Linked DNA regions of Mus musculus: region 2 is linked to region 1. The links are chromatin loops, found by intact Hi-C in ENCODE. Cell type or tissue: heart. All regions are shown on one strand. Each heading gives the region's core, and the rest is flanking DNA. Links, peaks and the distances in the headings are about the cores only.

The links. A loop is a pair of places that touch in the nucleus more often than their neighbours do. Peaks named below come from ENCODE experiments on the same cell type or tissue, not always from the same donor. Only the 100,000 strongest peaks of a DNase experiment are listed, where the experiment ranks them.
Region 2: it touches region 1 in a loop (4-fold over the local background); 1 of 42 quality-filtered maps calls a loop at or near these places.

Annotation. Positions count from the first base shown.
Region 1 is chr11:69,405,780-69,421,389 of GRCm38, forward strand. It overlaps Dnah2 (dynein, axonemal, heavy chain 2), which reads right to left. Exons shown (of 86, transcript NM_001081330.1): 85 at 15,491-15,610; 86 at 15,030-15,368. The coding sequence ends at 15,214. It overlaps Gm51903 (a long non-coding RNA gene), which reads left to right and starts at 9,734. Exons shown (of 2, transcript XR_003949708.1): 1 at 9,734-10,005; 2 at 13,210-15,024. It overlaps Kdm6b (KDM1 lysine (K)-specific demethylase 6B), which reads right to left and starts at 10,415. Exons shown (of 24, transcript NM_001017426.2): 1 at 10,238-10,415; 2 at 7,754-7,894; 3 at 2,885-3,002; 4 at 2,479-2,622; 5 at 2,247-2,388; 6 at 1,962-2,060; 7 at 1,646-1,865; 8 at 1,457-1,549; 9 at 1,205-1,366; 10 at 918-1,121; 11 at 480-830; 12 at 1-394. The coding sequence starts at 2,383. In heart, for the core only: a CTCF peak has its summit at 13,821 (motif pointing left); DNase peaks (open chromatin) are centred at 11,892, 12,292, 13,202, 14,442 and 1 weaker place; H3K4me3 peaks cover 4,000 bases; H3K27ac peaks cover 3,921 bases; H3K27me3 peaks cover 593 bases.
Region 2 is chr11:70,225,549-70,241,158 of GRCm38, forward strand. 0610010K14Rik (RIKEN cDNA 0610010K14 gene) reads right to left here and starts at 12,366. Exons shown (of 6, transcript NM_145758.1): 1 at 12,236-12,366; 2 at 11,983-12,077; 3 at 11,329-11,430; 4 at 10,476-10,663; 5 at 10,148-10,252; 6 at 9,656-9,916. The coding sequence starts at 12,256. The coding sequence ends at 9,912. Rnasek (ribonuclease, RNase K) reads right to left here and starts at 14,304. Exons shown (of 3, transcript NM_173742.3): 1 at 14,108-14,304; 2 at 13,390-13,466; 3 at 12,575-12,922. The coding sequence starts at 14,185. The coding sequence ends at 12,781. Gm40191 (a long non-coding RNA gene) reads left to right here and starts at 13,463. Exons shown (of 3, transcript XR_879979.3): 1 at 13,463-13,646. Bcl6b (B cell CLL/lymphoma 6, member B) reads right to left here and starts at 4,250. Exons shown (of 9, transcript NM_007528.3): 1 at 4,162-4,250; 2 at 3,433-3,623; 3 at 2,940-3,161; 4 at 2,486-2,833; 5 at 2,079-2,203; 6 at 1,361-1,525; 7 at 1,161-1,291; 8 at 939-1,076; 9 at 1-595. The coding sequence starts at 3,611. The coding sequence ends at 479. It also overlaps Mir497b, Mir497 and Mir195a. In heart, for the core only: a CTCF peak has its summit at 12,193; DNase peaks (open chromatin) are centred at 11,373, 12,273, 13,203 and 13,683; H3K4me3 peaks cover 2,838 bases; H3K27ac peaks cover 2,902 bases.

The DNA.
Region 1 (15,610 bases), core at 11,611-15,610:
TGGTGGTTGGGGGAATGGGAGGGTTATGCGAATCCTGAGTGCCCACAGAAAAGCGGGGGTTTGGAGGCCCCAAGAAGCCATCACGGTGGGGAAGGGGTGGGGGAGGAGGACGGGGAGGTCCCTCAGCACCAAAGAAGAGCTCCCCTAAGATCTCTCCATCCTCTCGGGCTGCACGGCAGGCTGAGCCCTTCATCCAAGCAGGGGGCGGTGGAGGGCGCAAGAGGCGAGGACATGGGGGTGGAGGGGATGATGGGGTCCCAGGGGGTAGGGATAAGTGGGGCGTGGCAGCAGGGGCCGTCAAAAATGGTTTCCGACTGCTGTGTGCGGAGGGACCCAGGCGGGCCTGGTGAGGGGATATCTCCAGCGCAGGGTTTTGGTAATGGTCAGCGCCAGGCTGCAAGTGGAGAAAGGGGAGGTCAGTGTGCTATTGTGGCCCCTCAGACAATGTCACCCACCTTCAGCCCAATGTCATAACATACAATGCCTGGGCTTGGCTCCACACCCCGAAGACCAGTGTTGTTACTGCTACTGCTGCTGCTGCTGCTGCTGCTGGTGCCGGGGAGGCCAGGGGGCCGGGAAGGGGCGTAAGGCACGCAGGCGGTAGATGCTGCTGGTGAAACGCTGGAGTCCATCCGCGACCTCTGAACTCTGCTCTCTCTAAGGTCACTTCCGGGGGGACGGGTGGCAGGCAGGCAGCCATGGCTCTCTGCTCCTGGGGGTCGGGGACCTGGACCAAGGGGTGTGTTGGGGACCAGCCGATGGCTGGGCGGATGAGCGGAGTAGGCGGGAGCTGGGTATGGATATGAATGAGGCATCGAGTGCCGCTGCTCCTAAGGGAGATGATCGAGGTTACAGTGAGCAAGGGAAAGACAGAATTCACAAGGGGAAAAGGTAACAGGTACTGACAAGGGGCTCACCTGGCGCTCTGGCGGCGCTGAACCCTTGCGCTCGGGGCCCCAAGCATCTCCATGCAGGGTATTCCACAGCCCTGGCTTAGTCAGCTGAAATGGGGGGCTAATAGCCAGGCCAGGCAGCGGTGGTGGTGGAGGGGGTGGTGGTGGTGGTGGAGGCGGTGGGGGTGGGGGTGGTGGAGGGAGTGGCAGACCTGGGGGAAGGCCAGCCTAGAAGAGAAGAGAAAGTGAAAATCCTACTCCTTGCCCCAGGGCATCCACTCTGCCTGCTGACCCATGTACAACCTCCCTACCTGTTCAGAGCTGCAGCCTCTCCTGCGCTTGCCTCCAGGGCTAAGGCCCTCCTCTCCTGAGGGGCCTGAGAGGGCTGCAGGAGGCATAGGCTGGACCACGGGGGGTTCAGCAGATCTCTTCACTGGAGGGCCCCCTCGCTTAGCCCCATAGTTCCGTTTGTGCTAAAAAAAAAAAGAGAGAGCCATGGTGGCATGAGCATAGCCAGCTGCATGTGACCCCCTTCTCTCAGTCACTTACTCAGCCTCACTCACCTCAAGGTGCAGCAAATTCCAGACTTGCTCCAGGGGAGGCAGGACCTTGGCTCTGTGCTGACAGGAACCGGCATGAAAGTTCCAGAGCTGGGCCTGGGAGGGGCAAAGGGCAAAGGGCAGAGGAAGATTAATTGGGGACATTGTGCTAGAAGGCACAACTTAGCCACCTAATGTCCTGCCTCGTCCCACCTGCTGCAAGCGGCCAATCCGGGGTCCCAGCTCGGCGAAGCTTCCTCCATAGCGAAGGGCCCTATGGTAGCAGCATACGGCTTCCTCACTGTCGTGCTCTGATTCATACAACTGTCCAAGCTGTTCCCACAACCCTGGCTGCGCTGGCTCCCGGAGCAATGCCTGGACACAGCCATGTAGGGATTCCAACTTCCCGTGAAGGGGTCTTGGGGTGGGTGTCCTACAGAGTGGAAGGAATTGGGGATCATCAGGCTTGGGGAAACCTTTAAGGCCCCAATTTCCCTCCAATCCTAGAACTTTGGAATCCCCCACTTACCCAGGAGCATAATAGGGTTTGTTAGGGTGCCCGGAGCTACTGCCATGAGATGGGGGTAAAGGAGCTGAGAGTGGGGGCTGCCCAACGCTGGCAGAGCATCTGTAAAGAGAAAGGCTCTGTTAGGTACTGCCAGAATCACGCTTCCCCCTAGAATGGAGTAGTCAGAGGGAAGAGCAGATGAGACTGGCATCTGGACCCACAACAGAACAGAAACTCGTGGAAAATGACAGCAATGGACAGAGAAGACTGGGAGAGAAATGCCTGGAGATAAAGCCACATTCTCACCTGCCTCCGGGCAGCCATGAGCTTCGGGGAGGAGGATGGGGTGGGCAGGAGCTCCAAGCCCCAGCACAGCTCAAGCCCCCAAGGGCAAAGGCTTCCCGTGCAGAGCGGGCCCCTGGAGGGTCCACTGCCCGATGCATCCAGCCTAAATCAGCGACAAGAGATCATGCTCTAACAGGGAAGCAAAAACCTTCAGCCATGTTTTCAGCCAAACCTGTTCCAATCTTTCCCTTACCAGGTCAGCAGTGGCCCCAGGAGCCCTGGAGATGGGGCACGGCCCCCTGCCCCAGCTCTCTGGCACGATGGTCCAGCTCCAACTGCCCTTAACAATAGTGCCCACTGTTTCCAGGTGACAGTCTCTGGCCTTCTGCAACCAATTCTACAGAGAGAAGAAAAGAGTGTACTGAAGTTGCCAACACAGCGAGGGCCCAAAGGCTGATCTGAACTGTCAGTGCAGGAAGACTGAGGGCAAGGCGCCAGGACAGACATCAGCATCAAGAGCCCCTAGAATCGCGCAAGTGGGTAATAGGAATATGGCACAAATAGCGGGGAGTCAGCGACGGTTAACAACCCAGCCACTGCACTGTTTGACAGGCTCCCAATCCTGGGCCACTAGGGCGACCTACCGCGCGCCTGCTTACCCAGCCTCCGTGGGAGCGTCCTCTCACAGCTTCAAGAGCTTCAGAAATTTAGCCAATCACAAGACTTCTCTATCCACAGAAAGCCAATCATCACCCTTGTCTCCGCCTCAGTAACAGCCTAGCAGGAACCAATAGGAGTAAGGTTAGCCGGGCACTGAGCGGCCTCAGGAGGAGGGGCGGCAGGGCCGGTCAGACAAGCTCACCCTAGGGTGACCCCGATGTGACCCCAAGGTTCCCACCTAGGGTCCACATCTCTGATCAGAAACTGGTAGCCCTCAGGGCAGTAACAGCAAGCTAAGACTGAGAGTGAGGAAACCATTCACGAGCCGACCTGAGGGCAAGCCTCACACATCCACCGAACTGGCAATGGTCCCCGCCAGACTGTTCAAGTTGTCCTCTGCCTATCCACCCCAAGGACGGACAGCAGACCAAGGCGAAACGCAGACAAAGGCATCACTAGCTCTCCTTACTTCACATCACTCAGCGATTGACTCTCCACTCGATCACCCCGGTAGAAATCTCGCAATCAGCAAATCCAGCACCCAGGCCCTCCCGCGCCTCTATCAGAATGCTCCACCTCCAGCGCCTGACCCCGTCCTATATCATGGTCAAGTCCCCAGTCTCATACCAAGTTCCTCCAGCTCCTCCACTTTCCCCGGCTCTGAGTCTTCAGTATCGGTCGACCCCCTCAGCCAGTTCCCCCAGCCCTCTAACTTCTGGGAAGCTGCGCACCGTGGAGTGGCGGCCCCTCTCGCGTGGCTCCTGTATCCTCTGTGCCCTTTCCCTGCCGGGGCCACGCGGTTCCCCACGGCCCACGTGGCCCCCACCCCCCCCAAGGGAGGGGGGATTTCGGGGGTTGCCCGTGACGTGGCTACTTGCGCAGCGGAAGCGGTGTGTGTAAGGGGGGGGGGGTCCTTCGGGAGGGAGAGGAGGGCGGGGCCCAACAGGCAGTGACATCACCCCTGTCCCACTCTCACCGCCTACTCCCTTAAAGAACACAGAACCCGTTTCACTTCCTCCTTCACGCCACCCCCCTCCCCTTTACTCCTTTCCCGTCGAAGCTGAACCCACAACAGGCACAGTACTCCCCTTTCCTAGTCACGTTCCCTTTAATCCTAGCTTTGCCTTCTCAAATCTTAGAGCCCAGAAGCTGCTTCCCTGCGCATACCCCAGGTCCCGGCAGGTAGGGAGCCTACTCTGCTCCCGGGATCGGTCCATTGAGAGTCTAGAGTACAAAGACCGGCGAGAGGCTAGTGTCGAGTACAAAGCCGCGGGGGCGGGGCTAGCGCTCCAGCTGGAGAAAGCGCCGGGCAGGAAGCCGGGGGAGAGCGAGCGCGCGGCGAGGGGTTGGGGGCGGCTGGAAAGTTCGCCTTGGCCGAGAAGTCTGCACCGGGAGGAAATTTCCAGCCAGCCCACAAAGGCAGAAGGGTTTCTGGCGAAAACTGTCTTTCCTCCCGCTGGGGGCAAGGTCATCTGTACGTGAAATGTGCTTGGACCCGACAGATCCTGCAGGCTGCTCCGGTCCGGTCCCCGGGAGGACCTTGCGTTCCGCGGACTACTCGTTCACGCGGAGCTCCGGTCAGAACTCTCTTTAGGTTGCAGTCTGTCAGTTACCAATCCCTGGGACGCGTACAACGCTAAACTGTGGTCAAGTGCAACCCAACCTGAGTGCCCCAATCAAGCCCTGCGGGGGTAGAGAAACCAGTCATAGACAAACGGCAGCTCGGGGTACCAGATGTCAAAGAAGCAGATCCCGGCTAAGGAAGCGGTGCCCAGAACTCTGCTAGTTACCAGGAAATGCAGCTTCCCCTTCTGCGATGATGACACTTCCCCTTTCCCACGGGGAACTGACTCAGCTTTCCCTAAACTAGAGAGTTCCGTCCCTCCAGCCGTCTTGATCTTCAGCCTTTATCCACAACCTCCCACGACGACACCATGGACTACAGAGCGCTCCAGAACAAAACTTCCTGTACCCTAAGCACGATCTCGCCAACTACCACGAATCGGTGTCCCCCACCAGGGACACAGGCGCCTGACTTCCCATCCGCCCCACGAACAAAGCCTTTCTCAGGGTCTGAATCAGGCTTGGGGTGGGGGGGGAGTGAGTCACAACGAAAACCATCCCCCGTTCCCACTGACTCAGCCCCCGCCTCCCTCAACTCACACAGACACACAGTCAGAGGCAGACACAACTCCTCAACCCACATACTGCTCACCACGGGTCCCGCGGAATTTCCCCTCGGTCTCCCTCACGGCCCCACCCCGCGCTGGGCAGCCCCGCCGCCGCACTCACACCTGTTCCTCAGTCGCCGCCGCCGTCGGCTGCCTCGCCGTCCACTCTCACCTCCACTCTCGCTTTGAGGCAGGAATGGCCCTCCCCGACTCCCAGTGCTCATACTAACCAAGGGGAGGGGACAACCAGGGACAAGCACAAAGACAGACACCCACAGACTCCTCGAAGACAGACGGGAGGCAGACGCACACGTCCAGGGCCAGGCTGGATGGCCGACACACTTCTGAGGCTGACAATCCAGCCTTCCCAACCCGACCTACAGCCCCCAAAAGCCGGCCGCCCAGAAAGGGTTAATTCCACTTGAGTCGAAACCACGCCCTCTCCATCCGGGCACTCCCGGTAAAGCCAAGCTCCGCCTCCCGCATCCGGGATCTGGACTCTAGGACTTTAACCGACCCCCCCACACACACACACCTCCCTTAGTCCCAGGAGAGAACTACTCCATCAATCACACCCACTTAACTCTCTCTGGGCTTGGGTCAGAAGAGCCCCTCCGCGCAGCTCACGGAACGCGGGGTATAAGAGGGACGCTTGGCACGAGGCCTGCGACCCGCAAGCAGACACTGGACGACCAAAGACACCAGACCCCGCAGAACGATTTTTCCTGAACATGCATTTAAGCCAGCACGCACCGGCTCGAAGGTGGGGCGGATCCAGGACCGACCCCCGCGGGTCCCATTCCTTCACAGTCTTCTTTCTGCATGGCGGAAAGCTACTAAGTTGCCGGCTCGCTTCTCACCTGGGAGAGCCGGTGGGAGAGGGAGGGCCGCGGGCTGGGGCTCCGCAGTGACTCAGCCACCCGGGCAGGCCGCCCGCCCGGGATTCCCTTCCCTAGCCTTCCCCCGCCGCCGGCCCCTCCCCGCCCCCATCGAGAAGTGACAGTGCTTGCCCCGGCGCGCTGGCCCGCTATGTGTCACTGCGGGTGTTTGTGTCTGCCTCTGACTGGGCGTTGTGTTCACCAATCAGTCTAACAGGGTCGACTGTGTGTGGGTCTTGGTGTCTGTTTGCACCTGCATATCTGCTCATCTTGTCTCCCTCTGTGCCTGTGTCTGGCGCGTTCCTGTCATTATCCCTGTCTACATGACTCTGCTAGGCTGTCTCTTGTCTGTGTGTCTGGTTGGCTCCTGTCTCAGTCTTTTGTCTGGGTCTGCCTCTGCAGCACTGTGGCGATCACGTGTGTCTGTCTGTGCACATGCCTTTCTGTGCTTTCTTCCACGTTCTCAAAGCCAGGGGAACGTCGGAGCCAGGCTTGAGGGATTCTCCTTACCCCCCTGGATCCTGACTTACTGGGTCAGTGGTCCTGCTTAGTCGATTATTTGGGACTCTGTCTGCCTTCAGTCAGGTTCAGCCCCATTCCTCCACATCCTCACTTGAACCCTCACAGCTTCCTGCAGTTATCATGATGCAAAGTGCTTATCATTTACCAAATGGTAGGCACTGTGTTTAAAAAAACAAAAAACAAACAAACAAAAAAAAAAAAAACACCTTTTACATTGACCTTTTAACTCTTCCCCAAAAACCTGGCAGAGGAGGGCCTTGATTACCCTATTTTGGGAACGAGGAAACAGGCTGGGGAAGGCTCGACAACTCAACCAAGATCATTCTGAAATGAGCGGACACGTGGGCTACATTTTCCACACTACTTCTGGCCTGTTCTCCCTCAGTTTTACCCTTGCCTGCTACCTCCTAGACCAGCCTTCCTCTGTTACTATCCCAAGTGTCTCATCCTCCAGGGTAGGTGTGGGTAGGAGGCAGCAGATCTCAGAAGCCGTAGGTTTCTTGGCAGTGAAGCATGACATTCCCTTAAAACATTCATTCAACACAAATCTACAAAGGCACCTCAATGTGCGAACTGTCACGCTAAACAGGACAGATAGGAAAAAATAGCCCTACTCAAGAAACCCAGTGAGCAATGGGGAAAAGCAATGAGGAATCCGAGAACTTTGGTTTCTGGCTTAGGGAAAATTCCCTTCTACTAGGGAGATGAAGCGGGCCTCGGGAAGAGAGCTGCCAGTAGCAGCAGGTCTGAGGAAAAGCAGGTGTTCTGAGTTAAGTGCACAAAGCAAATCTACGGTGATACTGTGCACCACAGAGAGAATGGGCCGAGGAGCACTCAGAGGCGATACGCAGGAGGCCGTAACATGGGCTAGCTCAGGGCAGTGGCTTGTAACATCTCCTCACATCAATTCCTAAGCACCCTTTCCACGAATGGGGGGAAATGCCTTCCCCTTCACAAGAAATTCCTCTGGGCTATCTCACAACTACATTCAGCTGGCAAGCCCTGGCTAGCTTTCTTCAGTCTGCAAATGAGTTAGTGGCAGCACTGGGGTGGGGGCTGAGAGGTTTTCAGGTGGTAGAGAGGCAAGTGAAGTACAGGGATAAACCATTCACAGGCGATAGAGGGGGCTCCATCAACGTGGAGGGCTGAACCATTCAAGCAGCACATGTTGGGGGGAGGTTCAGAGTTGGGCTGGACCATTCTGATGAGTGAGCATGAACCAGATCAGAGCAAAGATTTCCAAACATGCGGTGAAGAGTTGGACGTGGGGGACGGAGGTGACAGCAGCCAAGCTTACCAGATGGAGTTGGAAGTGGACTGTCTCATGGAACAAGCACTCCAGCAGTGGGTTACAGCAGAAGTGGGGTGGGTCCTATGGGCTACAGCAGAAGTCGTGGGGTGGGTCCTGCTATGAGGCTGACATGGTGCCTGGGGGAACCTAAAAGAAAACAATTTCAGTTAGAGATGGGATCTCCCAAGATAGAGGAGTTCCCTTCCTTCCTGGTCCCCCTCATTGAGAAACCAGGCTCTAGAGGTCAGATGAGATGGGAGATTCGGTTTCCATGGCAACCTGGAAAAAAGCCATCTTCCAACCTTTCCTTTAGGAAGCAGCCTGGTTCAGGTAGTAAGGAAGCATAGGGTGGCACCTCAGTACCAACCCACGTCGCCCTTTTCTGACTAGACTGATATTCTGGCTCAGGCCCAGCTACAGGGGACATCTACTGTCAAGCAACCTTAGTTCCTGCCCCCAGGGCATGTGGACCCTAGGCCTTCAGTTCTGCTACCTCCAACCCTAACAAGACACCAGATAGTCAACACCACCTTTTGGACTCTGACCCTTCCAGTTCCCTTAGGCTGGTGTAGGCAGGTTCTGGCAAGCGGCACAGGTGGTCAGACAAGATGAACGGGCCCAACAGGGAGGAGCCTTCTTCCTCCGCAAGAGCTGTGACTGGGCCTGAGCTAGGAAGTAGCCTCTGCAGCAGGCTCCCTCCATGTCACCTCCAAAACCATATCCTGTTTCCCCATCACCTCCTTCCTCCATGTGGCCCAAGGAGGTGACAGGGGCCCACTCTCTTCCCTCCTAATCCTTAGATACAAAGAGCTAGGTATATTACTACAAGTCTAGGGCCAAGACTCAGGTGTTGATAGCAGGAGTTAGGCCTCAGTCAACCCTCACCTCAGACTCACTCCTTGGGGACCAGTGTTTTCTCCAGGACCCAGACACACGGGCTCTCTACCTGGCCTCTCCATTTCCTGGCCTTCCAGCCCCCATCTTTCCCCCTGCCCCAGAGACTTAGGCCTCTGGCCTCCATGATGCAATGCACTGCAAGCTTTTGTGCCTGCTGATGACACTGCCCCCAGGGAAGTGTTATTTCTGACCTAAGCAAGGCCCTTAAGGAACAGTGGTCAGCAGCGAGCTGAGAAAACTGGATTGGCTAGGACCTTCTGGAGAAAAGATGCTAGAGGCTGGACCCTTCTGGACAGGGAAGCAAATTCAGGACTAAGGTGCTTACCCAGCAGTTGATAGAATTTGTGGCTACGGGGTAGGCTAGCCTATAGAGGGGGGGAGGGTTGCAGGCCAGACCAAGGGGGTCAGAAGGGTATGTGATGGGTGTCTGGACACCAGAGTGGGGGAGGGCCAACAGCCATTTAAAGGGCCAACCTCAGAACTTTAATCCCTTACCAGCCTTGGCCCCAAGCAGGAGGCTGTAATTCATCTGCCCAACAGCTGGGGTGGGGGTGGGGGGGCATGTGCATGAGGAGGAGGGGCTGGGGCCTTCTTGTGCAAAGAACCAAACAACAAAAGGGGAAGCTGAAGGGGCCAGCTCTAAAGTACCCAGGTCACCCTACTGACCTGCGGATCTGCCAGTGGCCCCCACCTGGTTCTGGCCCACAGGTTCTGTAGTTCAGACTCACAGATTCTTGGTCATGGAGTCAAAGGGCTCACCCATGGGGTTCTGAAGAAAGCCTAGACTGAGCACCCTCAGGGCAGGCTGTCAACCCCTTCTTGCACTTTTCCAGCCACAGTAACTGGACTGGAGACCTGAGGCCCAGTCCCAGACAGCCTCAAATGCCCTGCTCACCAGCCAAGCCTCTGTAGACATAGCCTGCCAGCTCCCCCTCCTGCCAGCACAGGGTGGCAGTGGCCACACCAAGGCTGTCCCTTTAAATCATTTCCACCCCTGACGGTGTGGACAAACCAAGGGCCCTGCCCCCCAGGCAGGCAGCTTGCCACCACCCCACCCCCTAACCCCCAGATATGTAAGGGCCATTTAAAGGGACATCAGAGAGGCAGCCTGGTCTCTAACAAATCCCCACCCCCTCCTCACACACTCACTGTCCCTGTCTCCAGCAACACACAGCCCCCCTGCCTCTCCATCAGGCCCCAAATTCCGGTTTTCTCTCACCCCTAGAGACTGCTACGAGGAGAATGGGGCAAGGGAGACTGGGGGGAGCCATTAAAGAATAAGGACTCCCTCCTTCCTCAGAGCCCCATGAGACTGGTCGGAAGAAGCCAGCCTAAGAAACATTGAGACAGAACCCCAAAAGGTGCCTCGGGCAGAACAGGGGAGCACACACTGTGGGGTGGGGGGAAGGGAGTCAGGCTGCACGAGACGGAGGGTGGCGGAGCCAGCAGGCGACAAGCCCAACTCGCAGAAATGGAACAAGGAGGGCTGGGGGGGAAAGGCAAGGCCCGGGAAATCGGGGAGACGGAAAGGGGTCGTCCGGGAGGGTGTGGAAGAAAATCAGACAGGGGGAGGGAGAGCCAGGCCAGGGTTACCTGCTGGGTGTCTGTCCCCCGGCGGTGCCCCCAGAGTCCGGGTAGGGAGGGGGAAGCAGCAGGGGGGGGAGTGGGGGCTGGGGGGCGGGGGAGACGGTCCCTCCTCTGCCTCCTGGGCCTGCCCCGGCGCTTGCAGCCTCTGCCTCCCTCCCTCCTCCTCCCCGTCCCTGAGTCCCGGAGTCAAACAAAGAACTGTAGCAGGCTCTCCCCAACCCCCTCCCTCCCTCCTCCTCCTCCTCGTCCTCCTCCTCCTCCTCCACCTCCTCCTCCTCCCCTCCCTCCCCACCAGCAGGCTCCCTCCTCCTCCCTTCCGGTCTCTTCCTTTAACTACCCGCTCCCCCAGCCTCCCCCCACTAGTCTCTCTCCACCCACCCACCCACCCCAACCTTTTACACACCCCTTTAGCCTAGCCATGTCCCCGCTAGGGAAACTGTGGAGTCCCTTTGCAAAATGAAAGGCTCCAGAGAGCAACATGGGAGGGAACCAGAGTATCGCTTGAAAATCACAAGCTACAACGTAATTATTTTAACAGCCAAAGGAATATAGTCTTAGCTATTTTTTTTTAAGGAGGGGAAAAATAAACCTAAAGAAAGCAATACAAATCTGGCTAAAGCCCACATCAAATAAGGTACATAAAGTAGTCGATGCTAATCCCTGACACCCCCCCCCCACACACACACACACACACAACACACACTCCAGGTAGCAGAATTCTCCACTCTTTAACCAATCCCCTGTGAGGGCTACTTTAGAAACAGGTCCACCCACTATAATAACTAACAACATTTAATAATATGTATTTTCTGATACTCATTCGGTATTAATTTTATACCAACCACTGTGCTAAATGCTTTGCATAAATTATTTCACTGCCCCCTCCCATCAGCTAGAAGGTAGGTATTGATATTTAAATGTCCCAGATTGCAGATAGGAGGTTCTGCAAGGTTGTGACTTTTCCCGAGTCCCATTTAGTGGCAGAGCTGGGGTTAGAATCCAGGTTTGAGCCGACAATCCACATTCTTAGGCACAAGAAAGGAGACTCTGTAATACCATCACCAACTCCAAGATTTAACAGAGGGCAGCCATAACTATCACTGGACTTCTCTCTCAAAAGTGGGCAATACCAGAAGCTGATCCACCTACCTACACAGATAAAGACCTTGACTTTTCAGCCTAACTCTTTCTCCTCAGTTTGGTAAGAGGAGGTGACGGGAGTCGCAGGGATGGGCTGGTGTGTATACCCACATACAGCTCCTCTCTTAGGGGCAGCTGTCTTGCAACTACACCCACTTCAGCTCAAGCTGGGAAAGGGGCAACCTGACACTGGGCCATGCAGCAGGTGGGAAACTAAAAAGACTTCAGGAGACACTTCCAAGGGCGCGCGGGAGGGAGTACGGGGGGTGGTAGTGGTAGTGGGGACTGGAGAGGAAGTTTTTCCATGGCAATCTAGGAAAAAGAAGGGGGGGGAAGACCCAGAATTCTCTCAAGCCAGCAAAGGGGCAAAGTCTTTCAGGCCACACCACACCCGCGCCCCTCCCCCTTCACGAAACTCCAGGCCAGGGTTTCCCACCTGCAGGATGCTAATGCCAAGGGAAAGGAAAGGAGAAAGAGATGGCACGGGACTGGAACGGGACTCTGGGCAGAGGTGGGAGGGAATGGAAAGGGGAGGAGATCGCATTGCCTGGCAACCGTCCCGGGGCACGTGCACTGGTGACATCATCCCAGGCCACCTCGAACACAGACCTTTGACTCCTACCAGGGCGAAGAAGCTGCTAGCTGGCTAAATTTCCTGAGAAAATAGCTTTAGGAATTCTGGGAACCCAAAAAGGAGACGAAGGAGGGAACCCAGGCGTCCTGCTTTTATCTCTGTTAACCCCAGCAGAACCAATCCTAGGGAATCCGGTCATTCGCCTGCCTCCTCCTCTCAGCCTCCAGCCTTGACCTCCCAACCCACATTTCTGACTGTCCCGACACGCCCCTCGGAAATACTGTGCCTTCTTTCTTCTGGGCTTGATCCCGGGTTAGGGGCGGGAGACTAAGGGACGGGGCACCAACCAAGTCCCGCGGGACTCCGTCTGCTATCTGCAGGATCCCTTGTGCCCCAGCTGGCCGCCAGCCGGAATCTGTCTGGGTCCCCAACTCTCCCGCCCCTCCCGCGCCGTTCCAGGGCGGAGTCTGTGGAGTTGAAATCAGGACACGCGGAGAGGAAGAGTTATATAACCCTCTGGAGAAGCAGAAAAGGACGAGTGGAGACGGGGACAGCCCGAAAGGAGCCAAGGGAGGTGTAAAGAACGCCAGAGCGTGCGAGGAGGAAATGTTAAGGAAGGGAAGAGGAAGGTCTGGTTTGCCTATCAAAAGCAGGAATTTACAAGAAAAAAAGAAAATAGGCGTAATGACCCTCTGGCCTAGAAAGTCACCGGGACCACAAGGGGCTTCTCACAGTGTCCTGCCCTGTCACTAACTGCAGCTAGGCCTGGGTGGGTTAAGCCTCGGGAAGGGGTGCTTGTACCCACTCCCTTTCTTTTGTGGAAACACCCTTTGCCGGAGCTCGGGAAAGCCGCGGCTGAGCCTAGGGGGCCGGAAACCACAGCTCCGCCCAGCCCACCTGGGAGCTTGGGGCGCCAGCTGGGGGTGGCGGTGGGGAACACAGGTAGCGGGCCTTCCCTCGAGAGGCTGACATTAACAGTCGACACCCGGCTAAAGAGCGCAAACCCACCCAGACGTCTGGGCCCGCAGGGGTTGAGAAACACAACCCTGGACTAGTTTGCAAACACAGACTGACGACCTGAGGCAAAGGGGGGGGAGGGAGGGAGAGACACACACACGACTCGCCGCGCAGGCGCAAGAGACTGTCTGGGCTCGTGCAGTGGAAGGGGTTGTACAGGGAGTGGAGCGTGTGGGAGTGCACGTGCGGATCCTGGGTAGCCACCGCCACCACCCCCCCTTCCACCTCCTCCCTCTCCCTCTTTCAGGCTCTCTATGACAGCTTCCCATTGGTCACTAGGACCCTGACGTAGTCGACGTCCGCTAAAGCCGATTGGACTGGAGAGAGTGAGTTTGGGAATCTGGCGGTGGACGTTCCCCAGCCTGTTACTCTGGCAACTGAGAAAACAACCCTGGCAAGCGACGGAGGTTCGACCAGCCTTACTCTGAGCAACCACTGGGTCCGTTCCTATCGCACCTCAATTAATTACTTCTTTTCTCTCGGAGTTCTCATCGCCAGGAACTAGGTGTTCTGCCTTCGACCTTCCCCACACTCCAGCCTCCAAGACACAGTCACAGGCCACAAGCCAGAAACGAATCTGCAGTTTAGTGACCAACTCAACCCAAATGCCACTTCACCACTGTTTATTCTAGGCCGGAAAAAGCATAGTCTCTCGCCCTGTCCCTAGCTTCTGCACTTTACCCATATGCTTACAATTTCCTGGGCCGGGGGCGGGTGCCAGACAGATGACAGGGAATCAAAGGTGAACCTCAGCGCACCTTTCTCAAAGGTGCGTGTCACAGCTATAGATAGCCCCCCCCCCCCAACCCGCATGGCCCTCGGCTCTGGTGGGCGTCTCATCTTCGCCATCTCGTGGCTACGTGGGAAAGGTTCAGCATGGAGAAAGGGCCAGAGCCCAGTGAAGGCTAGGGAACTGAAGACGGAAAAGTGAGGAGGAGGGCACCGGCAACTAGAGGAACGAACCAGGCGAGGCCGAGAGCAGACGGTGCGGTGGAGTGCTGTGAGATGGAAAAGCTACCGCTCCTGGAGGGATGGTGAAAGTTGAGAATACATACACATCTCCCCGGAGAAAAGAGCTGGAGGGAACCTTTGAGTGGCCCTGTAACTGGAAGTTCACTTTGCCTGATCGCTTCTGATCTCAGTGAGCCAGCGCCTAGCCATAGCCCTATCTGCAAACTGTCCTATAGTCTCCTTCCTCAGGACCGCTGAGCCCCGCCCTAGTGTCAATTCACCATCCCAAGCGGGACTGGGATTACTTTTAGGCCCTTTTGACCTTTAGAGCCAAGACCACGGGTTTTCCACTACCTTTGCCTTGTTCCCTTTTGGGGAACTTAGATGTCCTGCGCCCCGACTCTGACATTGCTTTTCCCAAGACTCAAATGCCTTGCCCGACCTCTCCAGAGAGTCTGACGTCCCGCCCCTCCCCCTTGCAAGGAGATGGTCTCCCTCTTTCCAAAAGTCCCTGCGGCTTCCCATTACCTGGTTCTGGGGGTCCCAGGTATTCAGGATCTTCAAGGCCTCTCGGGGGTCGAGCGGCCCCCCCTCCCAGGCAGGAGTTGGGGGGGCCGCTCCACCCCGTGGCGCAGTTTGATTTTCCAACACAAACACCCGCCCCCACCCCCCTTCCTCAACCCCGCCCCCGACTCGTGGTCCCGCCCCTCGCGCTGAAGTCCCTCTCTCCGGCTCCGCCCTGCCTTCGGTCCGCTCCCCTCAGCTGTAGTCTCAGATAAGAATCCCCAGTAAGGATTGCAAGGCTTCGTTACTGTGCAGTGTATAGAGCCCATCACGGACCCTTACCTGACAAGTCTTTTATTCTATTTGCATCGCGCGCCCTTCCAAAGCAAGCCCCACCCCGCCTGCTCAAATCCTTTCCAGGAGACTTGGTCACACCTTCTTTTAGGCCTGGTGGGCAAGTAGTTCAAGACCACGCCTCCTCTTATAGGCCACCTTTCTCTTCTCAGTTCTGGTTGTAGCAGCTCCTTTCCTTAAGTCCCAGCTTCCCTCCCTCCTCCAGGTTTCCTCCACCCCCAACACACATTAAAACACCATCATTGAGAGACTTGGGGCTTGGTTTTGCACGGTTTTTACTGCACTGAGCGCCAATACAAGTCTTCCACCTTTTCCGCTAGCGCCACTAGGTACTGTCAGAGTGTCACTATATGCTAGATTCAGCTAAAGTCAAAGCCTGAGATCCAGCTTTAGTTCAAGGTCCTAGGGCTTCCGACCCTCTCAAGGAGGAGAGAAGAGCTCATCAGCTGTCCAGGCTCATCAGTAGAGCAGTGCCCCTCTTAATCCAGTGATCAGATGTCATGGATCCAGATCGGAGATCGATGCCTATGACAAAGGAGGCTCGATCTGTGCTGCCTGCCCGGTTGGGATAATAATAGCAGGGACAGGAGTACATGCCTAGGGGAGAAGAAAAGAAGTAAGATTCTGGAGCCTGGAAGATCAGAGCAAGTGCATTTGGGAACTGGAGCAGGGAGGATGGGTTAGTATCCAAACGGGATAGGGAGGGGGCAGTTTCCCACCCTTGGCACTTTTCTTTCGGCTCTCTGCTGGACGGAAGTGGATCGTGGGCATGAGGCAGACCAGCTGCATGGGCTCCGCCTCCACTAAACAAGAATTCTTTCGGTCCCAGCCAGCACCCT
Region 2 (15,610 bases), core at 9,921-13,920, 820 kb after region 1:
CTCAAGCCAAAGGAGAGAGCCAAGCACTAGGTATCTCTGCCAGCAGAGTGGTGCCCTCCCCTTCTGTGTTTCCAGTCTTTTTTGATCACACTTGTGGAAGAAGAAAGTCGGAAATGCAAACAGAATAAAGGCCCTGGTACCAACTACAGGCCTCAATAAATTATATTTACAGATAAACCATTTGAAATGGAGGGGGAAGTTCCCTTAAAGAGAGCAAGTCCCCCCCAACCCCCCAAGCCCCTAGCTACCCAATCTGGATTATGAGGAAGAGGTTTTGACCAGCAAAACAGAGGCAGATCTAGCCAGGATCTGCCACCTCCCGCTCTTCCCCAGTACAAAATTAAGGTGTCAGCAGTTTCTAATACCAGGGTAACCCGGCACACCCCCATATCAGGACCATCAGGGAAATCAAGCCTGAGCCTACAGCTTTCACTGCCCCTAGGGAGCGAAGTTTGGCTGGGGGTGGGGGGGAACTCAGCTATGGTCCCCCGAGGATGTGGTAGCGCACTTTAGTGTTGGTAGCTGCCCCGTGTTTCTGACGCAGATGCAGCCGCAGTTGACTCTTGTGCCGAAAATGCAGGCCGCAGGGGTCACACTGTGGGAGGACAGGTCTGTCAGGTCCCAACCTTTCCATAACCACCTTTCATTTAGGACTCGGGAACTGTCTAGCTCTCCGCTGACAATCAGCCTTTCTATGTCCTCTGGGGGCGCCCAGGAGATAGGCCTTGCCTTTCTTAACAAAAGCATCAACAACTGTTAGGTCCTTGGGACAACAGCACCTAGTCCAGGCACATAATTACCTCCACCCCTTCTCCCGGGTGCAAGCCTCTGATTCACTAGGGCTCTTTAGGCTGTCGCTTATTCCTAGCACTTCTGGCAAGACTCGTCCCTGCGTATACGAGGGATAATTCCATTATTAGGCTGTATAGGGTACCCACGTGGTATGGCTTCTCCCCGGTGTGGATGCGAACGTGGCTTTTGAGGGTCTGTAGATGGCGGAAGCGGGTTCCGCAGGTGGGACACGGATAGGGCTTCTCTCCGGTGTGGATGAGCACGTGTGCGCGTAGGTGTGCCACCTAAAGGGCAGAGCCTTGAGATCACCTTGGGGAGGGGCGGAACCCTCTTCGCTCCTCCCATTTGCCTTCCAGCCTTCTCCTTACCTGAACAAAACGCGAGCCGCAGGTCTCACACTTGTACGGTTTCTCTCCGGAATGGATGCGGCTGTGTGTTTTTAGGTTAGCAGGTCGGTTAAAACGTGCTCCGCAGATGGAGCAGCGGTAGGGCTTTTCCCCTGCAAGTTGGAAGACAGTCAGATCGCCCTACGGGAGCGGTGGTCAGGAAGACCAAGACCCCCTCCTACCTGTGTGCACCGTGCGGTGACTAGCCAAGTTGCCCTTATAACGGAAGGCAGATCGGCACAGCTGGCATTTATAGGGCTTGTCCTCGTCCCCTGGAGCTAAGAGCTCCAGCCCCGATGAGCACCCAGCCACAGCCTCACAGTTCTGGCAGCTGAAAAACTCACTTCCTAAGGGTAGGGAACAATGACAATCTTAGTTATTTACTGAGGACTCCCCCCAGGTACCCATAAATCTACAACAGTACACTAGTAGGGTCTGCTGGCCCTTTTAACCCCTAAATTATTGTGGAGGCTACTGGCGGTCACTTGGCTTGTTCGTGGCCAGTCAGTCAGTAAGATACGACTGATTTAGTAGCATGCTGCTAATTTCAATGGTGCTGACAGTGTGTGGAGTGGGTGGAGCTTTCTGTTTCTTTCCTTTCTTGCCTCCTTCTGGCTTGCCAGAGAGGCCCTGCCAAACTCTGGGCAGATCGTTCAGTCTTGGATTGGGTGGGCCAGAAATTCCCAAACTGTGCTGCTTTTTGGAAGTACATAGAGAGCTTAAAAATATTTATGATTGGTCCTCACCCTCAGACATTCTGACTGCTGGGGTGAACGTTACCCAGAGGGGGTCCAATGCAGTCAAGTTTGGGACTATTCAATAGGTCTATTCTGAGGTCTTTTTGGTCCAAATCGACCTGGATCAGCTACAGGAGAGAAGCCAGAAGAGAAAGCCTCTTACCTGGCGGTGGATTAGCCTGCTTAGAAGCTGGCAGAGAAGTCTCTTGAGCCCGGGGTGTGAAGAGGTAGGAGTTATTTGCTAGAGCTCCACACTTGAATCGTGCAGTGGTAGTAGCTAGAGATAGTCTAGGCAGAAGTTAAGAGCCATAGAAAAGGTTAGGGATTGGGGGTGGGGCACTGGCTCCCCCCGCCCTGCCCCTTTTCTGGAATATACAGACTTCAAGGCCTGTCTTCTGGAAGTGAGCCAATATTGATCATTAAGTCCCACCTTTGGCCTTTGGCCAACTCCCTAAGCTGGGTTAGTATCCCTGAAACCTGGTTCAGAGGGTGCCACAATGGCCTACTCAATGGCTCTGCCTCCTAGAGTGGACCAGACTCTAAAACTCTTGGGAGTTATAGATTCTATACCTGCTTTGGAGACCAGGCGTGGTTCCTTCTTCACTGCTGCTGCTGCTGCTACAGGCTTCATCTCCACTAGGGAGCCTGGCCTGGGGACAAGGTTGACCTGAACTCTCCCCAACCAGGCTTCCTGCTTGTGAGGTCTGAGAATTTAGCACAATAAATTTGTATTTTTTCCAGTTGCAGGCCTTGGGGTCTGGGCTGGCTGGACTTGGGGAACCTTGACTGCAGCTTCGAGACTCAGTAGGTGGGTCTGGGTGTCCTTCTGAGCGCCTGGGACTGCCTGGTGGAGCGACTGTTGGGGGTCTTGGGGGTTCTACCTCCACAGGTCGCAAGGAGATGCCTAGAGGTTCATAGCTAGAAAAAGTAGGATGATCATTAACACCGTCTCCTAGTCGTTGCCTTTGCCCTTATTCCCGGCACTAGTTCTGCTAGGGAGAATACAAATCCATGGTTCCTTTACCTGGCTTGGATGAAACGGTGACACGCCTGGACTACGTGTTCCATCTGCAAATAGGTGGCAGCTGCGAGGACAGCTGGGGCAGTGGCTGGAGAGAGGCGAAGCCTTGAAGTATACATGAAGTCCAGAAGAGGAGCAAAGCCTCTGGCTTCTGGCCCCCCCGGCAGAGAGAGTACATCCACCCCGAGTCCCGCTCGGCCCCGGAAAATTGAATAGAAGAAGCCACTGGAGAGAGGGCAGATGGGTTGGTCATGTTAGGAGCCGGGAGACCAAAGGAGAGTCTTGCCTCCCCACTAGCACTGCTGCCTCAATTTTTGGATGCTCTCCCAAGCTTCCCCCTCCCTTCTTCCTTCCTCCCCCCTTCTTACTCTCCAGTTCTGGGATTGCCGGTGTGGACCATTATTCCCAGCTTCCCTCATGCTTTGGATTACCTCTCAACAGCCATGTTACTCTGTTTTTTCCCCAGTTAGTCCCCAGGTGCCCTACCCCCTCGAACCTGCAAGCGATAAGAACTGCCTTGTGCGCTCTTAGGGGTTGCCCGCCAACCAGCAGCGTGACGTCAGTGAGGATCCCGCGCAGGCGCAGCTCATTCAGATTGCTAAGCACGTCGGAGGAGTGGCGGGTGAACTCTCGGACGTAGCCCAGAGCTCCCTCTGGGGCCGCTGTGGAACCCATAGCGACCTAAGCCTGCGACAGCCACCGAAAAAGTTAGAGGATCTAGGCATTACTAAAACAGATTCCTTTCTTCTCTGATGTTTTCTACCTGGGATACCCCTAGAGCCAACCAACGCCATCAGATAGCGGACTCAGCATCACCACTTAATTCCTCTCGTTCATTCTGCCCTAAACGGTTGCTTCCTTCCTTCCCTTTGCTGGATCGCGGAGATCTTGGAGCAAGTTAGAAACTCTCGTTCCACCGCTTGGAGGGCGAGCGTGAGGAATCCCGCACTCCCGCGCGCCGTGCGTTGGTTCGACTCTAGTTACCTCATCCACTACCTTCCTTTCCTCTGCTCCCCGGGCGCCTGGGTCACAGGTACCAGACTTTACCTGGGGGACCAAATATGATCTGCAGCCCACACCCATCTACGCGACTCCTATCGCTAGACCCAATACTTTCCATCTCTTCTTAGCACAGTTCCTGGGGTTCAGGTCTTATTACTATCAACTAACCCCAAGCCCTCTTTGGAGACTCAGAAATCTGATACCCTCAGGGTTTGGTTCTTACCCCTGTCCCGCAGGGGCTGCGGCTTCTCTTCTCGAGGGGGGCGGGGTCTCTCTCCTCTTTCGGTCTCTGCTCCTTTATTCAGCCGGGATGGCGGGGGCGGGGGTGGAGGTGGGGTGAACCCGTGAGTCTGTATCCTTCCTTCCTCTGAGGCTCTCCAGATGGTGAGCCCGGGGCGGGGTCTCCGTTTCAAACTGTATCTCAGAATCTCGGGGTGGTCGTATCGTGGATGGCTTTGGTTCATTAAATAAGCACCCGAGGATGAGGATATTAGAATTGGGGAGGTTAGTGGTGCGGAGGGTGGTAATATGGGAGGCTTATGTCGTCGAAGGAGCTGGGACAGCGAGTATTGGAGTGTTGGGTTTTGGAGGCGTGTGCCAACAGCCAGTTGAGGGAGAAAGGAAATATCCTAAAACTCCTCTTTCTAATGTATTGGACTCAGGAAGAAAATAGACAGTCCAAGTGGTATCGGGTTTGGGGAGGCATTAGTGGACTCCAGTGGATCTCAGATAGTGGGAGAAGGAGGAGTGATTGACAGGCAAGGTCCAGAAAAGGGGGAGGTGGAGCTCTGACCAGGCGGGGTAAGGAGAGGGCGGATATGATTTCTAGTTCGTTTCCTTCCATTGTCCTGAGACCGGACGGCTCCTGCAGCTGCTTCCCCTCGAGGAGGTGGGGAAAACCCCGGGTGGGGACCGAGAGACGCTCGGGAGACCTAGGCGTCCGGCCTCCTACTCTCGACTCTCTTCTCAACCCTTATAGGGATCCAGAGATACAGACTCCCGCCTAAAGCCCTGACGCTCTCCATCAGTCCTAGCTTACTAGGGCTTCGAGCACCCGCCCGTCGGCTGCGCTTAGAGTCTGGCGGGACGCCGGGGTCCAGCGCGGCAAGTAGGCAAAGCTCGGCAATGTCTGCATCCTTCCACGAGAGGGCGGTCGAGCACCAGCCTCGCTTCGCCCCTAGGTCTCCTGGCTGGTGATGTGCTCAGACCAGTGAGCTGGATGCATTCGGTCCAGGCTACAGGAAACTTTCAGCTGCCTTCTCTTTCTGATAGTTTCCTCTGCACCTCTGTCTCTTTGTGGGGCAGTAGATCGAAGACAGAAGAGTTAGGGTCTCCGCAGGAAATTCAGGCTAGAACTCTTATGGAAGGCTTTGGAATGAACATAGTGGTTAGGATGAGATGGGGTCTTGAGCCTGGGAACACAGTTGTTTTGTTTTCTAATTTGATAGACCCTTCTACCCAGATGTTTGTAGACAGGAATTTTCAATGAACATTAATATGAGCATTGGTCGGAGTAAACAGAGAGGACAGAGGAGAAAGGGCAGGAGGAACCTGGTAGCTAAGTACTTCATTCAGAAGCTAGGCAGGGACCACACCCTTAGATTTTGTTTGGGGAGCCTTGGGATAGAAGGACAAGTTTCCTTTGAAGAAGAGGGGCAGAGCTGAACCCAGGTACAAAGCAGGAGCTCTTTGAGTTTGGGGTTTGGAGCATAGCAGTTGTGCAAGAATGGACCAGCATATCTAGGCCTGAGGCCTCTCCCTTCTGTTCTTGGGGGTGGAGTACATTTTGTTTGTTTTATTGGTTTTGATTTTTTTTTTTTTTAAGCAAACGTAGCAAACAAAACTGCAAACCAACTGGGGGTTGGGGATAGCTAGGGACCCTGGATGACGATGTGGCTTTACTTTGTGAAGATTATTTGGTCTCTATCCAATTTTCATCTCCAAATTTGAGGTGAAAACATTAAGGGCTTTGATGTCAGGACAGAGTTAGCTATTCTGAGTTTTGGGGTGTCACTTGCCATAGAAGTTATTGTAGTCAATAAGGCCTGTTTTTAGTCTCGACAGCTGATAGCAAATTGGAGGTGCGGGGCTGGTTTTAAAGATGTCTTAGTTCGGGGGTTTGGAGGGATTTGATGCTCCCATGTGAGACTGTCCATCTCTAATTTCTGGTCTACTGGGGGAGCATGAGTACGCAACTAATTTGGGGGACATAGTCTCTTTCCAAGTGCTGTTTCAAGGTTTGGATGAGATTGTTTGGGGACATAAAGGTCAACTTGGGGCTTTTTAGAGAGCCCAGTTACATTGAGTTGGTGGCAGAGCCAGAAGCTAGGAGAGGATCTGAAGGCTTTCTGTAGCTGAGAGCTTGATTGATGGGGGGGCAAAGTTTTGTATTTGAATCTTGTGGAAACTCATTTTGAGGGTTGGATATTCCTGTGAACATGTTTATGTGTGAAACTCCTCCACAGGAGAGAATTGAGAAGCCCCCCCAGGGTAGAAGGATAGTTTGGGGGGTATCCAGTTTCTGGGTGTTTTGCCACTGGCCACATTTGGTGAAGCTGAGAGGTGGGTCATAAATTGAAATTGATTTGGAGGTTCACCTATTCTAAAGCACACTTCTGACTTAGGTTATCTTTTGCTGATAGTCCCCTGGCACCCCAGATTGTAAAAAAAATTAGTGAACCCCCAAATAAGGCCAGAATTTGAAGGGTGAAGCCTGGAAAAAGCAGTGTGGTCCATCATAGACTCACTGGAATATGACCTGTTGTGCTAAGGGGGGAAAGGTGGCTTCATACTCTGAACCCCGATTTCTTATGGAAGAAAAAATCCGTTTGGAGGAGATGGGGTGTCTCTTGTTAAAGTGGGTACTTTCTGACTAACAGTGCTGCTGAAACTGGCAAGGAAAGGCTGTGATGGTCTACAAGGGGGGGGTGAATCTTGCACCCTGATATTTTAAGATAAGAGCCCCAAAGAGAAAGCAGACAGAGGATTGGGAATGAGGGTGAACTGAGAGGCGGGGGAGGGGTTTCCAACGGCAGCAGGGGCTAGAGGGTAAGCCAGGCCAGATATTCCCGCCTAGGTCCCTGCTCTCTTCGGCTCTCCTCCCCTCTCTCCCTCCCACCGCCCACCCCCCCAACTCAAGGAAAAAAAAACTGCCTGTGCAATAGCAATGGCAGATTCCAGTCCTCCAGGCTTTCCTAAACCACCACCGAGACCAGCCAGGGGGGAGGGGAGGGGAGGGGAGGATCGGGCTTTCCTGCTTCCTTGAGACAGGGGCAATGAGCTTGACCTCTTGGCCCCTAGCCTTCTAAAGAGTGTCCCCCGGTCTGGAAACCAGGTGTCCTGGACCCTAGCCCCCAAGCGGGGGGGCCTGGAGAAACGGGGAGGAGGAAGGAGGGAGTGACTTCCAAAATTGGCATCGGGACAGAGCAGGGCTGGCGGGAGGCAGGAGAAAGACAGAATTTTCCTGAAAAAACGGGGGTATCTAAGGACCCCAAATTTGGGTAGCTAGTTCAGGACCATCTTCCCAACATCCTAGATTTTTTTGGGATTTTTTGGGGGCCCCGGGATCCCTCTAGATGGGGTGAGGAATGTAGTGTTGGGGGAATCTGACTGGGGCAATGCAGCTGCCTCTCCCGCCGAGTTGGAGACGGATGGGCTGGGACGGGTTTTGGGGGGGTGTCCCCAGTTCTGACTGGGAGTGGAGGAACCCCTCCAGAGCTCTCTTGTGGGGGTCCCCCACCCCAGGGCACTCCCCAGTCCTTGAGCCAGCTGAGAGGAAGGAGGCCAGCGATGCGACTGGGGCGTCTCTTTTCTCCTGCACCCCAAATGTGAGGGATGCACCCCAAAATTTGCTCCTTTCAAAATAGGGGACCAGGATCTCAGGGGAGAGTAGCTGAGGTAAGTGGGGAGGAAAGTGTCCCCTGTTTTCAGGAGAGACGTGGCGGTTGGGGGGGAGGTTTGGAGGTGCGTGCTGGGGTGGGGTTGCGCCTTGTAACTCTTGAAATTGGGGGGATGACCAGAGAAGCTTTCTCTTGTACCCCTAAGACGTAGCACCTCATACTGAAACCAAAGCTTGAGACTTGAGAGCCCCCAATATTCCTACAGACATTAGGACAGTGTTTGCTTTTTTTTTTTTTTAGCCCCACAAAAGCTTTGCTGGGATGGGAGCTGGGGGACAGCAGTTGTTTCTGGGGGTCCAGGAGGGTGCAAGGAGCAGGAGGCGTTGGCAGGGCTTGATATAGGTGATCTGGTAGTCTTGGAGAGGGTCTGGCATACTAGGGGGGCCTAAAAAGATTGCTTCACACACCATCTTAAATCTTTTGATTGCTAAGAGTTTTGGGGGGGTGTGTCGGAAGCCTGGTGGTGCTAAAAGGTGGGATGAGATATGGGAGGTTAATATCTAGGGTTTACAGAGTTTTGTTTTGTTTTGAAATTTCCAGAAGAAACTTTTGCCTTCTGGGAGGTTCTTTTTAAAATCAAGTCTTGGACAGGAGGAAAGGGCTATGGGAAGGCCTAGGGTTGGGGGTGGGGAAAAGGCATGTTTGTCTTTGCTTAAACGTGGCTCTCAGGGGTGGGCCTGCTTGCCTGGGCCTGGTGAATGGGCTAATGAGTGTTGCTGTGTGGGTGGGGCGTGGGTCTTGGGGGACCATGGGGAATGGAAGCAGCACTTGGGGTTGAATACTTTGCCCTCTGGTCCAGATGAGCCTCTTCCTGGGCTCTGCTGCATCCCTTTCTCCCTGGCCTCCATTTCCTGCCTTTGGCCTCCATCTTGTGGCAGGCCCAGGGCCCAGGGCGACTTCCGGCCCCCCTCTCTCAACCGTGTTCCAGCCCCACCACCTCTGGACTGCCAACTCCCAACCCTGCTGTCCTTGGCCCTGTGTCTTCCAGCATTTCTCTTGGGTTCTGACCTAGGGAGGGAGGAATGGACACAGGAAACCTTAGGTCCCTGCCTTTGTGGGAGGCAGTTTGTTGGTCTTCCCCAGTCATCCCGTTTCCTAAGGATCCCCAGAGCTGAATTCCTACAGAGGTGAAGAATGCTCCAAGCTTATCACATTGGACTCATCTGCCAGGGCCCTATCCTTTGCCTGCTAAACTACTTTTGCTGGTTCCTGATTGTTCCCCCCCCCCAGCTTTTTTGGGGGGCCATGTTTGCCATTCACACCTCTGTCTCACTCTAGGTGGGGGTCTTCACGGCACTGCCTGTGCTGTCTTCCTCTCGACCCACCCCAGTCCTGCCCCCGCCCCAGCAGCACACTGTGGTTTGTACGGCACTGTGGCCACGTCCAAACCACACTGTGGTGTTAGAGCGAGGGTATGGGAGGCACCGATGAGCCTGGCCCTGGGAGGCCACCCTGGAGAAGCAACACACACACACACACACACACACACACACACACACACACACCGTCTAGGGTATTGTGATGAAGTTCTTGCAAGGTGGGACAGGAGACACTGGAAAGAGCCCCTCTGCAACCCCCAGGTTGTCTGATACCAGTTATCAGGAACCCTGGTAATGAGTTCTGGCCCCACAGAGCAAAGTAGAGTCTTTGTTGCCCACACCCAACTCTCCTGGCTCTAGCAGCACAGAAATATTGGCATGGGGAAGTGAGTCTGCCAATATTGGCTGTGCTGCTCCAGGCAGGGTGGTGAGAGCTACTGAGAAGGGGCCAAGCCCCGAGGGCGAAGCAGAGGAGAGGGAACGGCAGCTGGCAGCACCATGTTGAGAGAATCTTTTTTAATTATAATTTTCTGTATAAAAATGTCCATCACACAGAAGTCAAAGGGCGAGGGCACATGGTTATCAGGAACGAGGTGGATGGCTCCAGCAGCCCTCTGACCCTCTCTCAGGCAGTCCTTGCTTAGAGTCCCAGGTGATCCACAGGTCCAGGGTGAACAATGAGGGTCAGAGGTGGAAGGCTCAGCAGGAGAGGAGAGGAGCATCAGCGGAGGTGGTGAGGAGGCCAGAGTCCAGGGTCAGGCTGTCTGGAACAGGAAGGAAAACGGACAGAGATGGAGCAAGCGTGGAGGATTTTTCCAAGAAAACCCTCACCTCCTCAAACGCCGTATTACTAACTGACCCATTCCCCTGCACTGAATCTTCCTTCTGAGGCCCCTGCACCAGAAAGGGGTTTTCTGTGGGGACCCTCCCCTACCATCCAGGTGAGTATGTTCCCCACCCCCAGCCAGCGTGGGAGGAGGAGGACTCCTACCCTGGTCAAAGTTGAGTTTCTTGGCTGGAGGAGTTTCTCCTAGCCCTTCGACATCCACCAGGTCACTGTTGGCGTCGGAGTCGTTCAGAGCACTGAGTGTCACATCTGGGAGGGGGCATAGGCTAAGTTCTAGGTTTCCCTGACTGCTGTCTTTCCCTCCTCCCAGTCTGCCAAAGCTTCATGCTCTACACATCCCTCTACCCACTCTGGAATCACCAGCGTACAGAAGAGAAGCGTCTCTCCTTCTTTGACCCAGGCCCAATTCTCTTATTGAATCTCAGATAGGACCTTTAACCCCTACCCTAGGCAGCAACTCCACAGCCCTCACCAGCCTTCTGTTTCTTTATGGGAGGAACCCCAGCTTCAGGGACACTGGAGCTGCTGGGTGGAGGGGCGTTTGGAGGTGAGAGGACACCGGACGTCATCTTCTTGGGTCCTTTCTTGGGTGACTCAGCTGGAAGGGGGATGCCGGAGTCTTCATACACTTTTCGCTTCACAGTGGTCTTTATCTGAGCCCTGAAGATGAGAGAGAGCAGATTAGGGTGTCATCAGAGAAGCCGAGGGAAGAGGGGAGGGGAGGGAATAATGGGCCACTCTGAAGGAATTCTAGGAGTTCCTTTGTAGATATCCAGGTCAAGGCCCCAGTTCATGTGTAATAAGGGTCCTCCCCCCCCCCCCCACGTTCAGAACTTTTGCATCCACTTAGGGCTAATAGATTAAGATGAATGGAGTCCCTGAACTGAGTGGCCAGAAAGGCCCTTTTCATGATCCTCTGGGAGAGATGCATGGTTTTGTAGGACCACCAGGTATGTTGTGGTGACATAAAGGTAGACTGAGACTGTCATAGAACCTGACCAACTAATTAGTTCAGAATGCATCCCCTGGACATGCCAGTTTCAAAGGATTTACATAAATAGCTAGGGAACTCTTATCATCAAACACAACCACTGAGTATCTGGGCACCATGAAAATAAAGTTCTCTGCAGGCCCTAGTGACCACTGCATTTCCTGATCTTCCGACCAACTGCCACAGTGACAGTCTCTCAGTCTTCAAGGAAATGCTAACAAAACTAGGAACAAAGTAGGAAAGATGCTGAGCTGGGAGTTCTGAGAGAGAACAATGGGTCAGGAGGAAGAAAGTTGCCCACCCTCCCCTTTCTCTGCCAGCCACCCTCCCTCACACTGTCCGTTCCTTGATGACACAGCTGATGTGATTAAGATCGTCCCCAAAGCGCTTCACAGCAGCCCTCAGCATCTCTATCTCCGTCTCCGTCCACTTGGCACTGTCGGAAGGGGAGAAGGGTGATAACAAAAGTGGAAGAGGGATGTGTGGAACCAGCCCACAGGCTATTCCGTCCACAGCCAGCAGCCTCTTCCCCCTAGTCTCTAGGGGCACCTTTCAAAGATTCATAAAAAGGACCTCCTTTTAAAAAAAAAAAAGCCCTGGGGACAAATCGCTGGCCACATGAAATTACATCCAGGGCCACTTGAAAACATCACTTCATCATGTAACAGCTTCCATAAACAACCCAACGGAAACCAATGAAACAAGTAGGGGCCTTACAAACACAACCCTTGAAAGATGTGTGGCAGCAGTTTGAGGGAGTCCACAGGGCTTGGGGTAGGTGGCAGACATTCTGTCGGTTTGCAGTGGAGGGCTGTGGCCTCGGTAGTCTCTTTACCTGTCATCCACTAATTCAACAATTACCACCTACACTGAGCTGGGCCAGGCACAGGGGAATTACTCTATCTCCCTGCTCTAGAGAGGGTCGTGTCTGTGACTTGAGTCCAAGCGTCTGATCTCGGAGTCCAGGTCCTAGGCTGGTCTCACGTACCCGGCAGGGGAAGAGTCCGAGACTGGATGCAGCTGCATCGTCAACTCCCCGAGCTTCGTGAAGGCGGCGCCGGCCGCGGAGAAGATCTCTCCAACCTGGGGGCGGAGCAGCATTACGGGGGGCCGGCAGCGCGCCGTCCCACCCCAGCCTCGGATCCGCCCGCCCCCCGCCCAGCGCGCACCAGCCGGGAGCCAGGCAGGGGGCCCACCCTCCCGTGGCCGCCAGGGAGCGCAGTCCGCGAGGGAGGTCGAACCTTGGTGGACGCTGACGTCATGGCCCCGCGCACCTCCTCACGGAGACGCTCCGCCGCCACCACCACCACGCGAGCTGGAAACCACGGAGAGCCCGGCAGCCGGCCGCTCGGGCTCCCGCGCAGGAAGTCCCGCCCTCCCTGCAGCTGATTGGCCGAGACCCGACCTCTCCCCAGTCACTCAAGGGGCCTCGCCGCGCGGAGGAAGACGAGGTGGAAGACGTTGCTTCACTTCCGGCTAGCTTCATTCCACTTCCGTCGGAGGGTCCGGACTCCTCGATGAGGCCGGTCTCAGCCCCTTCCAGCCCGGGCCCGCCCCTCCCTGAAAGCACAGACAGCAAGCTTAGGGGGAACCGCTTCTTTTTATTGTAGTTCAGAACGGGGCGCGGTCACCCTCGGTCTCCTCCAGAGGCTGGGCGCAGTTTTGCAGGGCCAGGGATGACGTCTCGCTAGGGTCACAAGTCCCAAAGGACGCCAGATGAGTGGGACGGAGTCTGCGGAGTCTTTAAATAGAGAAGGGGGCTGGGGAGGGAGAGGCGGACCGCGCTCTAGCGCACCATGTATTCCTTGCGCTTGTTGAGACGAACTTGGCAGAAGGAGAAGCCTCCGAGGAGGAGGTAGAGGCCCGCGGCGATGAAACAGTTGTAGCTGACTTGCTCGTACAGGTTGTATATGTTCTGAGGACCGTTCCTGAAGGTGGCGAGCGAGCAGGGAAATGTCAGCCATTCAGAGCATCCAATATGCAAGTTCTATGCATCAGACACCATGCTAAAGCACTTTAACTCCTATTAGTCTTCCCAAGAAGCATACCAAATGAATTCTATCATGGTAACCATTTTACAGAGGTAGACCAAGGAGCAGGAAGGCAAAATATTGGAAGAGGCCACATCTAAGCTGGTGGGCTTGGGTAGCCATGGAAACGTGGCTTGCAAGACTGCTCCTAAGTACATGCCTTTCTGTGTCTCTGTCTCTCGCGCTGGGGATTGAAACTAGGACCCTGCGTGCTGCCACCCAACTACTTTGTAGAGAGCAGCCCTCTTCTTGAAGTCCCCAACCTAGGGCCACAAATGTCCAGTCTTCAGAAGTGTCCTCCCCATAAACCCAAACCATGCTACTCCTCATCCACGCCCAACTCGCCCAAGTACCCGACCACTTACTCAAAATCTTTCTCTGTGAAGGGAACGTCCTCAATTAACACAGCAGAATGGACATTGAAAAATATCCCGAGCATTATCTGGAAGAGTAAGGAATAGATAGGTTGTCAAATTCTTACCTTACTTCTTTGGTCGCTCCCTAGGCTCCTCCCCTGTCTAATGTTGGCCCAACACTTGCGCCAGAGATGAACTAGAAAGGGCTAGTTGTATCTGGTGGTTGTATCTGGATTCGGACTCAGCCATGTGGAACAGGGCGTGAGGTAGGACCTTGGGAAGAGTGACTGGGTATAGGGAGGTATATGGCAAACAGCTCTCCGAGGCGCGTCATTATCATGGGAGCAGATGGAGATGAAACACTTCATATTTCTGGAAGTGGCGGCCTTGAGGGCCCTGGGGAAGCAAGGCCTCAGCTACCGTTTTCGGGGGCAAGCACACTTCACCCTCGCCTCCATTCAACTCACGCAAGTCTCAGGGACCTCGCTCTTGTTTACCTTGGGGAGTCCGCAAATTTGCCCGAGCTGGCTCCCATTCCCAGGGTCCTGCCCCAGCACCCTTTCGCTCCAGTTCCCCAGTTGTCTGGATCTGAGTTCCGTCTCGTTTTCCAGCGGCTATTTAGTCAGCCCCTTAATCAGTCTGCTGCTTCCTAAGGCTTGCGGTTCCTCGTGTCCCAGCCCTTCAACCCCAGAACCCCTCAGACCCGTTCGCGGGTTAGTCCCCTCACCAACATGATCACTCCCCAGGCGCTGAGGACGATGCCACAGGCGGCCAGCTTAGGCCCACAGCACAGGAGCGACGCCATGGAGGGCGGAGGTAGGGAGGGATCGCTGGAGACTGAGCGGAGCACAGAAGCCGGGAGAGGGAACCCTGGAAATGCTAGGACAGGAGCTGGATTTGGGGACTTGCGCGGCGCAGAGCGACGGGGGGGGGGGGGGGGGGGCGTGGCCTCGGGCGCCGACCACTCTGAGGGGTGACTTTCAGAAGATAACGCTGTGACGCGTGGTGGGCCAAGCTTGGGGAGAGGAGACACGGTGTCGGAAACAGAAGCAGAAACTCTACAAGTCTTGCTTGAACCGAGTGGCAGAAGTGTTGAGTGGTGCAGACGCTAGGGCCTGAGTGTTATCACTTGTCGCCTACCCCGGCTTGGAATGGAAGGAGCAGGCTTCTCACGTGACCTACTTTGTTGGATCACATGACCAGGAACCAGCTGTAACCTGGTGTCAGGAAGGAGTCCACAATTGAGTTGAATTGTGTTAGGATTGTTATGTCAGGACAAGAAGCTTGGGGCCGTCTGGATCCTTACATACCTTCTTAGTCTTGGGTGGTCTTCTGTGATGGGAAAACCGGTAAGCGAGTCCTGGAGATTCGATGTGCCGGCCTATCGCTTCTATCCAGGTCTCCCTTTTGAAAGATGCTTTGACACTTTGAAAAGAAAATAGAAGAGTCCCCTCCTGAGGCTAAGCATCCTGCTTTGAGGGACGCTTTTAAATAGTTGACTTCTTGATCCTGCAAATGCTTCACTTGAAATGCAGTATCGTTGTAAATGCTACATTCAGGAAAAATAAGGGACTAGGAAAGGCAGACTCATTGGACGCACGAAGGAAAGCGGCCTTGCTAAGTGTACTGGAGAAAGGAGAAAATAAACAGAAATATTCCTGCTGCTTCTTTGAGTAAGACAAGACACAAGCTGTGACTTGGCCACTGTTCCAGTGTTGTCAGGAAACGCCATGATCACGGCAACTCTTAACAAAACAAAGGATTTAGCTGGGGGCGTGCTTAAAGTTTCAGAAATTTACTCCATTATTCATGGTGGGGGGAGCGTGGCAGCATACACAGTATGGTCTGGGGCAGTAGCTGAGAACTAGATCCTGATTTGGGGGTGGGGGGTGGGAGCAGGACTGACTGTCATAGGTGTTTGAAACCTCAAAAAAGTGACACACTTCCTCCAACAAGGCCACACTTCCTAGCCCTTGCAATCCTTTCAAAGGGTTCCACTGCTGTTGAGCAAGCATTCACCTACATGATCCTATGGGACCATTCTCATTCAAAGCCCCATAAATGTAAAAATAAGACTAGGCCTTCCTCTCCACCGGAGAAATTTGGTAACTCCACTAGTAAGAAACATTTGTAGTAAGTATTGGCGGTAATTGGAGATGTTTAGAGAGCTCTCCCTCCCCTCCAGGGCTGGGGTTCCAGCTTAGGGCCAGTGATGAAAAAGAATTTTGCA